Linked DNA regions of Homo sapiens: region 1 is linked to region 2. A link is a contact called in ENCODE Hi-C or POLR2A ChIA-PET data. All regions are on one chromosome and are shown on one strand. Each heading gives the region's core, a stretch centred on a gene start or an enhancer-like site at or near the end of the contact. The rest is flanking DNA. Distances are from core to core; before and after follow the strand shown.

Region 1 (2,512 bases), core at 13-2,512, 370 kb before region 2:
TTTCCATGTTCATCCTAATTAGGAGAGTGACATTATTTGAGATTTCATTTCTAATTCTAAATTTCCAGAATTTTAATTTTTGACCCTATTAGCTGAAGAAGATTTGTTGAAATATTTGTTCAACATTTGTTGAACTTATTCAAGTTTCAAAAAACAAAAACATTCCTTAAAGCATCTATCTCATCAATTCTTTAACTTTCCCATAGGGAAAGTCCACAATCTCCCTCAAACAAAATTCACTATCAGAAATATTTGCATTTAACCTCCCCTATTTTTAAACCAAGGTAATATCTTTTAGTGTTCATATTCGTCCACGGATTTAACAGAGCCTTAGTAGCAGGCTTAAATGGTAGCACTAGCTTATTCAATTGCATAAAATGTACATTATTCAATTTAGAAGTTTAGCAGACATAGAATTTCAAGAGGTTCTGTCTCTCAAAAATCATAATGGTTCCCGTTCATTCTCATTCCCTCATATTCTCTCTCTCTCTCTCCTTCTTTCCCTCCCTCTCCCAGCCATTTGATACTGTAAAATAACTGTCATCTAAGACCGTTGCAAACACCAACCACAATAACCATATTTGCTCACTGAGTTGCCACTTAGCAGGTGCAACAAGGAAATACTGTTTCTCATCTCCTAAAACCAAAAGGGTTCATCTCGTACCTAATTTGTCACTTAAGTGAAAAGCATATCACGACTTACACTAACTTTCTCCTAAGTGTCAGAGGTTGCTGGCTTAACCAGACCGGAGAAGAGCAGGATCCCCGGGCCTAGCTTTGCTGAGCGGCACAGGGGAGCATCGCCTGGAATTGGTGGGTGTCCCTCCTCACTAGTGGGCACCCCCTTGCCCATCGACCTGCCCAAACCCGAAGGGACCCCGCCAGGGTCTCGGTTTGGCACCTACCCTCTCCTGCTCCCCGCCAAGAGCCAGCCACCCTCCTCGACCCCGAAGAAAGCTCGGGTGCCCAGCTGCGAGTGGAGCAGAGGGAACCCAGCGCCTCCGGCTCGCGCTGGGAGCCCCCTCCCCGCCGGTGCCCCGCCCACAGCACGGCCCCCACCATCCTCTCTGCTCTGGCAAGGCAGGCGAAGACCGGAGCCTTATCTCCGGACTCCCCCACCCCTAATCTCCCGCCGCGCTGCTCCGCACCTACCGCGCGGCCACCGGCCTTACCTGGCCGGGTCTCGGCGAGCGAGGCTGCGCCTGGTGCTTGCGTCCAGCGCACAAACCTGTCCTCCAGCCCCCGGCCCACCGCTCCGCTCTGCCCCTCCTCCCGCCGCGCGCGCCCGCCTCCTGGCTGCCATGGCGACAGTTCCCACACTCTGCGGCCGCTGATTGGTCCGGTTCGCGATTGCTGACGACGCCGATTGGCGGGAGCAGGGACAAGGCCGCGCCGGGGAGCCTGGAGGCGGGCGGTGAGGAGGGCCGAAGCTGTGGAGCCTGGTGGGAGGCTGAGCCAGGAGGGACGTGGCGCTCTGAGATGCGGGCTCAGGAGGCCGCGCCTCTTCCTTCCCTAGCTTACCCGGAGAATCCTGTGGAGCAGGACTCGGGCGGGTGAGGTGCCGTCCTGAGACCCGGGCAGAGCCCCAGGGATCGCCTCTCCCTTGGCCTCTGGCCTGCGCCTGCAGCGCCCACGCAGGTCGGAGAATGGCTGTCAGGCCTATTCTCGCCCACAGGCCTCGCTCGGCTCTGACACCCCCGTCCTCCGCCTTGGCGGGAATCTTAACGGCATTTGTAACCGCACCCACCCCCGTTGTGCTGGGCCCTCGGTCACTGTGGTTTAACTGTATTTACCCACCTTCTCTCTTGCCCATTCGCAGACAGCTCTTTCCTCTGCATCCTGCCCCAGAGAACAGACATCTATTCCAAACCCCTCATTTTAAAGATGGGGAAACTGAGGCTCAAAGATGCACATGGGTAGCTTGAGCCTTCCAGAAGCTTTTGGAGCCACAGGCTGTTTACGAAGTTTCATCCTGCCGATTAGTTTTTTTCACCTGAAAAATTGGTATCATATCTACCTTAGGGTTATTCACGAAGATTGAATGAGATAACATTGCCAGGAAAACAGTACAGACTAGGCATGGTGACTCACCCTGTAATGCCAGCACTTTGGGAGGCCAAGGCAGGAGGATGGCTTGAGCTCAAAAATTTGAGACCAATCTGGACAACAGTGAGATCCTATCTCTACAAGAATATTTTTTACTTTTTTATCTTTAACACAATGATGTTTCAGTCTGAAGAAAATACTTAAAAATTTGCCAGGTGCTGTGTCGCACATCTGTAGTCCCAGCTACTCAGGAGGCGGAGGCAGAGGCGGGAGGATCACTTGAGCTCAGAAGGCCGAGGCTGCAGTGAACCATGATCATTGTGCCACAGAGTGAGACCCTGTCTCAAAAAAACAAACAAACAAAAACACACAGTACAGAATCTGCCACATAGTATGTTAGCAATGAAAGCTTCTGTTATCAGGAAGTACTACCAGCCAGATTGCCTCTGTTGCACAACTGGACTCT
Region 2 (2,700 bases), core at 180-2,679:
GTTGTGAGAAGAGCCTATCTTTATTTTGAATTTGGAACCATTGACTCCCCTTTCTTTATGCTGTGAGTTATTTATATGCCAAGAAGCACAGTGGAGGCCTTTTCACCTTCTCATGACTTTAAGAAATACAGGAAAACAGCATTCTCTACAATCCATAATCCCTGAGTGTTGGCAACAAAAAAATGAAAGATATTCTAATGTAGGCGTCTGTGCAATGGTGATGGGTTATGGATGGTCAATGAGAACCTTGGCTGCCAGTCCTGGGAACTGATCTCAGCCTTCCCTGGGACCCTCTGGATGAGGGGATCCTCATTCACCTAACTGAGCAAACATCCCAAACATGCTCTGTTTGCCCATTTATTCATTCCATTCATTAATGTACTCATTGATTCCATTTGGTTCACTTCAGCTACTGATCACCTAATGTTATATGCCAGGCCGTGTGCATGGCTGTAATTATAGAGCTGTGACTAAGACCTTCCTTCCTTCCTGTTCAGTCAGGGTTCAGTAGCAGTAGTGAGAAGTTATTCTCGCTTTTCTAAACAGAAATGGATTTAATACAGTGAACTAGGTGTTTACATCATGATTGGAAGGGTGCAGGAGTAGGCTCTAGGCTGACCTTTGGCAATGATAACTAAAACAAGACTGTGAAAATGGCCCATAAGTAATTGTTTTCATTTTCCTTTTAATTCAACTCTTTTGAGCTCCCCTTGCCCTTTGCTCCCAACTTCTCTGTCCCAGATCTTAGGCTCTCTCCTTATGGGAAGAGCTGTTTCAAAGCATTTATGGATTGTAAAGTGTGAATAAGGGTGTTGTTAATAATAACTGTCACTTGCTGACTGTTTATTGTGTGCCCAGCTGTCTGCTAAGTCCTTTACCTGTGTTATTTCAATCCTCACATCTGTTGGGTAGTTAATATTATCTCTACATTGCAGAGAAGGAACCTGAAGCTAATAAAAGTTAAATGACTTGCCTAGGATAATTCAGCTAATAAGTAACATTTGAATTCAGGGAGTGTCTCTGTCCAGAGGTACTTGCAGTTTAAAAGACAAGCTGGGCCAAAGAAGATACACAAATGACCAATAAGCAAATGAAAAGATGCTCAGCATCATTAGCCATCAAGGAAATGCAAAACAAAACCGTAATGAAATACTACTTTACACACCCTAGGATGTTTATATTAAAAAGGACAGATACTTTAGAAGTGCTGGTGAGGGCGTAGAGAAGTGGGAACACTGATGCACTGCTGGTAGAAGTGTAAAATGGTGGAGCCACCTTGGAAGCCAGCTGCACGTTCTCAAAAGGTTAAACGTAAAGTTACCATATGAGTCATGAATTCCATTCCTAGGTATATACCCAAGAGAAGTGAAACCATGTCCACCTACACAAAAACTTGTACGCAATTCATAGCTACATGATTCATAATATCCTCAAAGTGAAAACCCAAAGTCCGTCAACTGATGGGTGGATAAATAAAATGTGGTGTGTCTATATAATGGAATATTATCTGGCCATAGGAAGGAATGAAGTACTGGTACATGCTACAACAAGAACGCAACAATGAACCTTGTAAACATTATGCTAAATGAAAGATGCCAGTCACAAAAGATGACCTAGTGTCTAAGCCTATTTATATGGAATGTCCAGAATAGGGAAATCCAGAGAGATAGAAAGTGGATTTATGGCTGCCTAGGGCTGGAGCTGGGGTGATCGCTAGAGAGTATGGGACTTCCATTTAGGGCAATGAAATGTTTTAAATTTGATTGGGGTGATGATCGTATAACTCTCAGTATACTAAAAGCCATTGCATTGTATACTTTATTTTTATTATATTTTGAGACAAGGTCTGGCTCTTCTGCCTAGGCCGGAGTGCACTGTGTGATTTCCACTCACTGCAACCTCCACCTCCTGGGTCAAACCATCCTCCCACCTCAGCCTCTTGAGTAGCTGAGACTATAGGCGTGCACCACCATACCCAGCTAATTTTTTTGTATTTTTTGTAGAGATGGGGTTTTGCTATGTTGTCCAGGCTGGGCTTGAACTCATGAGCTCAAGCTATCTTCCGGCCTTGGCCTCCCAAAATGCTGGGATTACAGGCGTGAGCCACCATGCCCAGCTACACTGTACACTTTAAGTGAATTGTTTGACATGTGAATTCTATCTCAATAAAGCTGTTCCTTCCCACCCCCGAAAAAAGAGAAAAGACATATTGGGAAGGATAATGCTTACCTAAATAAATGAGTTGCTAGTGGTGGAATTTAGAGGAGAAAGGATAAACCCCCATGCAGTTTTCTCAAACTTTTGGCTTATATTAGTTTGTCTTCACTATAGTAAAGTGAAAAAATGGATTTAATTTAGCACAAAATTAAATATTGAGCTCTCAGCCTATTGTCTGGCTGGTGAGCCTAGAGCTGATTTATTTTTTCTTCAGCTCTCTGCTTTCCTAGACAGCTTTTTTCCATTTTTCTCTAAGGAGTATATATTATTTTTTATAAGTAGGGAACCAAAAATGTTTCATAAAATATGTATCCCATTGGGTCATACAAAAAGAACATCATGGCTGGGTGCAGTGGCTCATGCCTGTAATCCCAGCACTTCGGGAGGTCGAGGCAGGCGGATCACCTGAGGTCAGGAGTTCGAGACCAGCCTGGCCAACATGGGGTGAAACCCTGTCTCTACTAAAAATAAAAAAATTAGCTG

Evidence for each region. Hi-C counts contacts between places; a loop is a spot of excess contacts on that map. ChIA-PET counts read pairs that join two places held with the same protein, here RNA polymerase II (POLR2A). Pooled maps may share reads with other maps.
Region 1: a pooled map shows a loop between it and region 2 (8-fold over the local background). The contact joins the promoter of NUCB2 here to the enhancer-like site in region 2. A Hi-C loop is called at or near these places in 3 of 37 single-sample maps with no recorded cell type and 13 of 50 pooled maps. POLR2A ChIA-PET finds 5 or more read pairs at or near these places in 1 of 52 experiments (activated naive CD4-positive, alpha-beta T cell).

What each region holds. Positions count from the first base shown.
Region 1 is chr11:17,275,489-17,278,000 of GRCh38, reverse strand. NUCB2 (nucleobindin 2) reads right to left here and starts at 1,262. Exons shown (of 14, transcript NM_005013.4): 1 at 1,173-1,262. RefSeq lists a silencer at 999-1,428 and an enhancer at 1,619-1,708.
Region 2 is chr11:16,901,005-16,903,704 of GRCh38, reverse strand. The region is part of intron 3 of PLEKHA7 (pleckstrin homology domain containing A7); the gene reads left to right. Among named protein-coding and RNA genes, the nearest start is that of SNORD147, 24 kb to the left of the region's middle. Within about 2 kb of position 1,429, at least 7 of the 41 ENCODE cell types and tissues checked have a DNase peak (open chromatin) inside an H3K27ac peak, as active enhancers do.